Regions from separate parts of the Homo sapiens genome. Here region 1 is linked to region 2. A link is an interaction called in ENCODE POLR2A ChIA-PET data of the cell type or tissue named here. Cell type or tissue: HepG2. All regions are shown on one strand. Each heading gives the region's core, and the rest is flanking DNA. Links, peaks and the distances in the headings are about the cores only. Region 1 overlaps GDAP1L1 (ganglioside induced differentiation associated protein 1 like 1). Region 2 overlaps R3HDML (R3H domain containing like).

Region 1 (4,387 bases), core at 265-4,264, 77 kb before region 2:
TGTTGCTCTCCCTCCTCTCCCGCCCCTGCTTCCTACTTGCCTAACTTTCCGAAGCCAGAGGGCATGAGCCCCGGGGGGTGGAGCCAGCAAGTGAGTTTCCTGGGGTGCAGAACAACATGGAGAAGGGGGAGGAGCACCTAGAAAGGCAACCTGAAGAGATGTGGAGACGTGGCATGGAGCAGGTGCAGAGGGCACATGGAGGGCTTGGCCGTGGGGTTAGGACACGCCCTGCATTGGTCCGCATCAGCAGTATGGAGCGGTTTTGCAGCATTGAGGTGGGGAGTGTGGGCTTTCATCTCTGAAAGCTGCTATCTTCTGAACGAACCATGAGGTGATGTCATTGGCTGAGAGGGAGCTGGGGAAAGGATGTGAGAAGGGTGAGAAGAGAGGATGAAAAGATGCAATTGTCTCCACAGGGAGCAGGAAGCACTCAAGAAATATAATAGGACCCTGGGCAGCACGGAGTGCCCTCCTGGGCTTTGCGGTCCTGACATTAAAGTGTAACCAGTTGGCCTCATTGTGAGATCGCCTCCAGCTGGCAGACCCAGAGAAGTGCAGAAGGGGCTCATCCAGGCCTGGGGTTTGCAAAGGGAACACACAAGTAGAGGAGAAGAGAGGAGAACAGGGAAGGGATCAGATACCAGATTGCTGCCCAGGCGCACACACAAACACGGACATGCATAGAAGGCCATCAGCATTTGCCTACAAACATAAACATAGGCATGAACATAATAGTGAACATGTCTGAGGCAAACATCCAGATTCGCCTGGGCTTAAACTGCACTCACATGTGTGGTAATCCCACACCACGTGGACACAGATGCCCAGGAGAGTGAATATCCACATGCATATAAACAATCGGCTGCATGGATTTGTGCAGGCAGACACAGGGCAAACATGCAGTCTATGCGGGATACAGACGCATGAAGAGATCTGCACACAGACCTGAGTAAAGAACTCATGTACTGAAAGCGGCCTGAGTTGACGTGGAGATACCTGCTGTGTCTATGCTCATTTGCATGTGGAAATAAGTAGCTTAATAGAGTGGTTACAACCACAGAATCTGGAACCAGATGGCCTAAGTTCAAATCTAGGCTCTGCTCTGACACATATTAGCTGAGGTTTCACTAAGTTACTTAACCTCTCTGTGCCTCGATTGCCTCATCTGTAAAGTGGGGATAATAACATCACCTTTATAGAGTTGTTGGAAGATCCAGGGAATTATACCACACTGTCCTGGTTCGCCTCCTATCTCTTGGGCTGCTTCTTCTCATGTCCCTTGCTGGTTTCTCCATGTTGCCCAGTATCTAAACCTAGTCCCTGGGCCTGTTCTCTGATCTGTCTACCCACACTCCCTTGCTGGTATCATGCAGTCTGCAGCTGGGGACTTACGTCACTTGATCCTTTCACTGTCCGTCACTCCCATCACAATCGCACCTCCCTCCGTACCTAGTGGTGATTCCCTGGTTCATCATTAGGAGAACTTTCGTGCCTGCACATTCAACTCCCTGGCCCTCCATACTTGCTTTGCAAAACCTCAAACCTTGTTGAACCCAGCTCTCCACCTACTCAGCGCCTTCACCTGTGAAGCTATATGTGGCTGGAGAAACACACAGGATGCTGGCAGGACTCACTTTGTATTCATGACTGCAAGCCTTAGGTGACCTCAATGCTGCCCCAAGCCTCCCCCCTTCACTCTCTAGATGACTCCTTTATGCCTTCTTCCTCCTCCGCCCTCCAGCCACCTCCCCCACATCCTCACTCAGAACTGATCACTTTAGGTTAGTGCAAAAATAATTGTGGTTTTGGCCATTAAAAGTAATGGCAATATATCACTGAGAAAATCAAAGCATTAGAAAGAGATCTTCACAGCTCTGATCCCCACAACGACCCACCCACTGTATATCATCAATTCTAAGATGCATCTTTGTTAGACCACATCTTAGCATCTCTGAAACTGGAATGTTTATTCCAGTCAATAGTTTAATTCTCCTTTCTTACTTTTGGATAAGTGTCTTATATTTAATAGTAACTTAGATTTGATGAAATACGGTAGTATATATGCCCTCTTGTTACCAAGGGATGGACTGTTCTTGTCCTTGTCCAAGGATGGAAGGGATTGTCCTTTAAAACCAATCCCTTCCCTAGTGCACCAGATCCCATCCACTCTCATCCCTGTAAGAACACCACATCCGTAATTCTATCCACTCTTCCCCATAGAATCTTTCCCTTCTCTGTGGCATCATCCACAAACACATGCTATTTTATTCCTCCCAACTTATGAAAATGCTCTTGACTTGTCTCTCACTACTGGCCCATCCTCCCCATTCTAGCAAAATTCTGTGGCAGAATGATCTTTGTTCACCATCTCCAATTCCTCTCCTCCCTTTCTCTTTGAACTCCCTCCAAACCAGCTTTTAAGTCAGCATTCTACTCCAGCTGCTCTTGCCAGGGTCGCCAGTCGGTAAACGCAGTCACCAGTTCTCAGGCCTCCTATTTGACCTCAACACAGCATGTGAACACAGCTGAGCACTGTCTCCTCTTCGGAACCCTGTCCTAAGTTGACTTGCTGGACACCACACTCTCCTGGTTCTTCTCCTACCTGAAAGGCGGCTCCTTCTTATCATCTTTGCTGGTTTCTCTTGGTGTCAATATTTAAAGTTTGCAGAGGGACCCCGGGTTCAGTCCCTTGCCCTATTTCCAAGTCTGGCTACACTGATACTGTCCACTCTCCTGGCTTTAAATACCACCTCCACATTGATGGTGCTTCTCTGAGCCTGGAACCTGCATCACTAACTCCCAACTCATTATCTCCCCTCGGGGGCCCATCAGGTGTCTTCTTTGTTTGTTTGTTTGTTTGTTAGTTTTTGAGACAGGGTCTCTCTGTCACCCAGGCTGGAGTGCGGTGGTGTGAAAAAGGCTCACTGCAACCTCGACCTTCCGGGCTCGAGCCATCCTCCTGCCTCAGCCTCCCTAGTAGCTGGGACCACAGGCGCACATGCTACCGATTCAGCTATTTTTAAATTTTTCTGTAGAGAGGAGGGTCTCGCCATGTTGCCCAGGCTGGTCTCAAACTCCTGTGCTCAAGCAATCCTCCTGCCTTAGCCTCCTAAAGTAAGGGAGAGAGATGTGAGCCACTGCACCCAGCCTCATCAGGTGCCTTGAAGATTACCTATTCAAGGATAACCTTCTGATGAGAGCCTTCATTACACTTTACCCCTTTCCCTGTGACTATGAGCCTCTTGAGGGGAGACATTGTATTGTGTCGTGTCTTCATGCCCAGCACATACTGCCAGGTAACCACTTGCTAAATGAATGAATCCGTGACCAAGAAGATGTAGAGCAGAAGGAGGGGGCTCAGGTTTTGACGGTAGGGAGCACTGGACTCATGGAATTCCTGAACTGAAAGGAACAACCTGTTCAAAGGTGCGGGGGCAAGCCTCCCAGGAAAGCAGCCATCACAGGAAGGGAAGGGAGAGGGGAGAGCATTCCGGGCATGGGGTACAGCAGAGACAAAGGCCCGGAGGCTGAAGTGGCAGCTTGTTGGGGAAGACAGTGGACCAATGGGCAATTCATGAGGAGTCAAGATTATAGACATATTAAAGCTAAACTCACTCTTGAAAGGGCTTAACGTCTAGGCACAGGAACTTGGACATTAAGGTGTAGTCAGTGGGGGAGAATTAAAGATTTTTGAGCAAAGAGGAGATGTAAGAGACCAAAGATGCTCCAGAATTTCAGGTCAAAACAACTAGGAGAAAATATTGCACAAACAAGTGTTTTCTAAAAATGCAGGCTAATTTTTTCTTTCTTAATCCCAAATGCAATAGTCAAGCTAAATTTAGATGACACAAAAACATGGTGATAAATAATGTAAAACCACGTTGTGTGAGTTATCCTCTTTTGATTACATCAAAGAAAGAGTATTAGTAAGATGTTAGTGCTTAACCCCTTTATAATATGTGTTTAACATCTGCCCCTTTCTTAAAATCAAAATGAGGCCAGGTGTGGTGGCTCACACCTGTAATCCCAGCACTTTGGGATGCCGAGGCAGGCGGATCATCTAAGGTCAGGATTTCAAGACCAGCCTGGCCAACGTGGCAAAACCCCATCTCTAGTAAAAATACCAAAAAAAAAAAAAAATAATAGCCAGGCATGATGGTGCATACCTGTAGTCCCAGCTACTTGGAATGCTGAGGCAGAAGAATTGTTTGAACCCTGGAGGTGGAGGTTGCAGTGAGCCAAGATTGCACCACTGCACTGCAGCCTGGGTGACAGAGCGAGACTTTGTCAAAAAGAAAGAAAGAAAGAAGGAAAGGAAGGAAGGAAGGAAGGAAGGAAGGAAAAGAAAAGAAAGGGAAAGAAAAAAGAAAAAGAAAGAAAGAAAGAA
Region 2 (4,387 bases), core at 249-4,248:
TTGTTGAATGACTAAATGATTGAATGAGTCCTGTTAGGAAACCAGAAGTGAGTATTTTTCTGAGCACTTCAGCTGATTTCACTCATGGTCACTCAACAATCACGTTTGGAGAAAAAAGATTATATTTCTGCTCAAAGGTGTGTTCATTTAAGGTGAGAAAACAAGGCACTGGGGCTTGGCAAAGAATGCCACAGGCCAGTGGTGAGATTATTAGGCAGCCATGAGCAAGAGCTGGAGGAACAATTTTAGGCTTTGAAAGGAGAAAGAGGGAGAAAAAGGCTGGGCGCGGTGGCTCACGTCTGTAATTCCAGCACTTTGGGAGGCCAAGGTGGGCAGATCACTTGAGGTCAGGAGTTCGAGACCAGCCTGGCCAACATGGTGAAACCCTGTCTGTACTAAAAATACAAAAATTAGCCAGGTGTGGTGGCACATGCCTATAATCCCAGCTACTCAGGAGGCTGAGGCACGAGAATTGCTTGAACCCAGGAGGCGGAGGCTGCAGTGAGCCAAGATCGCACCATTGCATTCCAGACTGGGTGACAGAGCGAGACTCCCTCTCAGAACAAAACAAACAAAAAGAATAAGAAAATCAACCCTTACAAGGGAGCCACTAATTAACTAGGCACAGTGCTAGGTGCATACATACATGTGATCTTTGCTGAATTCCTTAGAGAGAGAGGAGGCTCTTCTCTTGGTTTTACAGGAGAAACCAAGGCTTACAGGTTGGGCACAGTGGCTCATGACTGTAATCTCAGCACTTTGGGAGGCTGAGGCAGGAGGACTGCTTGAGTCCAGAAGTTTGAGACCAGCCTGAGCAGTATAGGGAGACCCCCCATCTCTGCAAATAAATAAAAAATTAGCTGGGCATGGTAGCATGTGCCTGTAGTCTTAGCTACTCAGAAGACTGAGCTGAGTTGGGAGGATTGCTTGAGCCCAGGACGTCAAGGCTGCAGTGAGCTATGGGTGACAGAGCAAAACAAAATAAATAAATAAATAAATAAAGGAAAGAAAAAAAAGAAACCAAGGCTTGCAGATGTGACTTGCCCCAGGTCCCCAGGGCTGGTCAGTGGCAGCGCTGAGATCTGGACATCTGTGTGAAGGTTACTCACCTAATGCTCCTCTGTCTCCCTGGGTCCTTTTCTCTTCCAGGGGCAACTGGATTGGCGAGTCCCCGTACAAGATGGGAAAGCCGTGCTCCTCCTGTCCCCCCAGTTATCAAGGCAGCTGCAATAGCAACATGTGCTTCAAGGGGCTGAAATCCAACAAGTTCACGTGGTTCTGAATTTTCTCTGGGCTTTGGTGCGCCTCCAGCTGGGCCTGACCCTCCATGTCCTGCCCTCAAAAAACTGGGTGGAGAAATAATTGTTTCTTTAAAGGATATGAGTTAGAATCACCCCCTGTTGAATTTTCCCTCCTAGATCCCCTTCTTAAATGTCCAACATGGGTCAAAAGAAAATGACCTCCTTGCCTTCCTTCTTTCCTAGTTGCATCTTTCTTTTCTTGGGCCTCTGGGAAAGAGCCCTGCATCTTTCATTAATTCGGTTCTCAGAGAACCAAGGCTGGAAGGCATAGAACTGGCACCTTGGGACCAGGCATAATGGCTCACACCTATAATCCCAGTATTTTGGGAGGCTGAGGTGGGAGAATCACTTGAGTCCTGGAGTTGGAGAACAGCCTGGAAAGCCTGGCGATACCCCATCTCTATTTAGAAACAAACAAACAAACAAATAAAAAACCTGGCACCTCGGTTTTGTAACTCTCAGGCTTTGTCAAACCCAAATGACTTTGTCCATCCAATGAAAGGAATTCCACTGGGTGCGGCGGCTCACACCGGTAATCCCAGCACTTTGGGAGGCTGAGGCAGGTGGATCACCTGAGGTCAACAGTTCGAGACCAGCCTGGCCAACATGGTGAAACTCTGTCTCTACTAAAAATACAAAAATTAGCCAGGAGTGGTGGCTCGCGCCTATAATCGCAGCTACTCGGGAGGCTGAGGCAGGAGAATCGCTTGAACCTAGGAGGCGGAGGTTGCAGTGAACAGAGATCCAGCGACTGCATTCCAGCCTGAGGACAGAGTGAGACTCTGTCTCTAAAAAAAAAAAAAAAAAGAAAGAAAGAAAGGAAACCCGCTTTCATTCGTCTCATAACAGTCAACCAGTTTCTGGGCAGTCTTTGAGGACTCGTGATTCGCTCCCTGAGTTGGGCACATTTCAGGCCCATGATTTTGAAAAACATTGAAATTGGCTTGTGGACATCCGCCCCCCCACCCCCACTGCATGGTACTGGAGCCACGACAGAGTCCAGGCCCCCCTTTTTACAGATGGGTACACTGAGGCTCAGAGCAGGGTGTAACTTACCCAGAGCTGCACAGCTTGTCTTTGATGGCCAAGGTTAGAGCTCAGTCTCTCACAGCTCCTTCCTGCTTCCTCGGCTCTCAGAACTGAGAAGTGAAAACCAAAGTTGGCCTGAGGGGACTCTCTCTGGGCCTTTTTTTCTCTATCTCTGCCTCGGTCTCTCTCTCTTTTGTCTACTGTCCGTTCTATCTCTGCCTGTTTTTGTTTTGGTCTCTGCATCTCTGATTCTTTTTCTCCCATATAATCTTACTCTCATTCCAATAAACCATTTCCCCTCTCCCCCCACCATCCCACCCAGGGATCATAGCACACAAAAGTCCTTTTGTCTCCAGAGATAGTAAAATCTCCTCCCTCAGACCTTGCCCTGCAGCTGGGGCCCACTCCCTGCCTGGCTGGAGAGCTTTTCCTTTGAAGACCCGGGATGGAAAACAGGCCCTTTTCCATGGAGTCCCTACGTTGTCCTGGATGGAATGAATTTTCTCATCCTGTGCATGTCACCCCCTCCCATTCCACCCCCAATAAAGTCTTTTGAGATCCAGTGTAGTGGCTCTTTCTGGTCCCTCCCTCTCTTGGCTCCCAAGAGGGTCAAAACACAAGGAATGGGAACTGGGTGGGGGAAGATGGGTGAGAGGAAAACCAGCTCAACTGGAAGACCAGGGGAAGGAACTAACAGCGCTTTGGGCCCCGCTCTGCAGAAGGCTAGATCAATGCACAAGTGCATGCACGTATACTATTGCTCCACTTTACAGATGAGATAAATGAGGCATGGGGTGAGTACTAGCTTCCAAATGCTGGAAATGAGTGAAATAAGAGAATTAAGAGGTTGGGCGTGGTGGCTCATGCCTGTAATCCCAGCACTTTGGGAGGCCAAGGCGGCAGATAGCTTGAGGCCAGGAGTTCAAGACCAGTCTGGGCAACACAGTGAAACCCTGTCTCTACTAAAATTACAAAAATTAGCCAAGCATGGTGGGGCACGCCTGTAATCCCAGCTACTCAGGAGGCTGAGACACCAGAATTGCTTGAACCCAGGAAGTGAAGGTTGCGGTGAGCCAAGACTGCACCACTGCACTCCAGCCTGGGTGACACAGCAAGTCTGTGTCTCAAAAAAAAAAAAAAAAAGAGAGAGAGAATTAAGGACACTGTTGTGAGTTCATTGTTCTTAGACTATATCTTTCCTACTTTATTTTTTGGAATGGGCTCTCGAAGGCAGTATCAGAAATGGAAAACCGAAGAGATCACGTGGAATTCCCACCTTACAGTGGCACTTTTGGCTTGTCTCTTCCCTGGCACAGTGGCTCATACCTGTAATCCCAGCACTTTGGGAGGCCAAGGAAGGTGGATCACCTGAGTTCAGGAGTTCCAGACCAGCCTGACCAACATGGTGAAACCCCGTCTCTACTAAAAATACAAAATTAGCCAGGCGTGGTGCTGTGTGCCTGTAATCCCAGCTACTTGGGAGGCTGAGGAAGGAGAATCGCTTGAACCCAGGAGGCGGAGGTTAAAGTGAGCCGAGATGGCGCCATTGCACTCCAGCCTGGACAACAAGAGCAAAACTCTGTCTCAGAAAAAAAAAAAAAAAAAAAAGAACAGATTTAATGAAACTTCTTGAATCCCAGTTTTTACATCTGTAAAATGGGAATATTGACAGTGACAATTCAATGACGTTAAGAATATACAATGCTGACAAACTAAAGAGTTCATAAATGCCAGTGGTTGTCATCCTCATTATCCTGGTGCTCAGGAAGGCAATGTGAGACCTGTTGAAATAGCACGGGCTTTGGGGTCAGATGATGCTGAATTCCAGTTCTGTGTTGGCTCCTTCGTAGTTATGTGACCTCATGACGCCACTTCATGCAGGGGGTTACGTACCACTTAAATCTCCAGAACATTTTGGGAAATTGACATAGGGTTAGCAAACCTCCCCCACCCCCATATAAAAATATTAATACTTTTTTTTTTTCTGAGATGGAGTCTGGCTCTGTCGCCAAGGCTGCAGTGCAGTAGTGCAATCTTGGCTCACTGCAACATTTGCC

The links. ChIA-PET counts read pairs that join two places held together with the same protein. Peaks named below come from ENCODE experiments on the same cell type or tissue, not always from the same donor. Only the 100,000 strongest peaks of a DNase experiment are listed, where the experiment ranks them.
Region 1: POLR2A ChIA-PET joins it to region 2 with 10 read pairs; 3 of 35 experiments call an interaction of 5 or more read pairs at or near these places.

What each region holds. Positions count from the first base shown.
Region 1 is chr20:44,272,044-44,276,430 of GRCh38, forward strand. The region is part of intron 5 of GDAP1L1 (ganglioside induced differentiation associated protein 1 like 1); the gene reads left to right. Among named protein-coding and RNA genes, the nearest start is that of GDAP1L1, 27 kb to the left of the region's middle. RefSeq lists an enhancer at 202-711 and a silencer at 2,346-2,640. In HepG2, for the core only: a CTCF peak has its summit at 533; a DNase peak (open chromatin) is centred at 2,468.
Region 2 is chr20:44,349,511-44,353,897 of GRCh38, forward strand. It overlaps R3HDML (R3H domain containing like), which reads left to right. Exons shown (of 5, transcript NM_178491.4): 5 at 1,150-1,728. The coding sequence ends at 1,282. It overlaps R3HDML-AS1 (R3HDML antisense RNA 1), which reads right to left. Exons shown (of 4, transcript NR_184036.1): 2 at 2,358-2,440; 3 at 1,110-1,346. Among named protein-coding and RNA genes, the nearest start is that of R3HDML-AS1, 3.5 kb to the right of the region's middle. RefSeq lists an enhancer at 3,521-4,020. In HepG2, for the core only: no CTCF peak of the experiment used is centred there; a DNase peak (open chromatin) is centred at 2,741; H3K4me3 peaks cover 660 bases.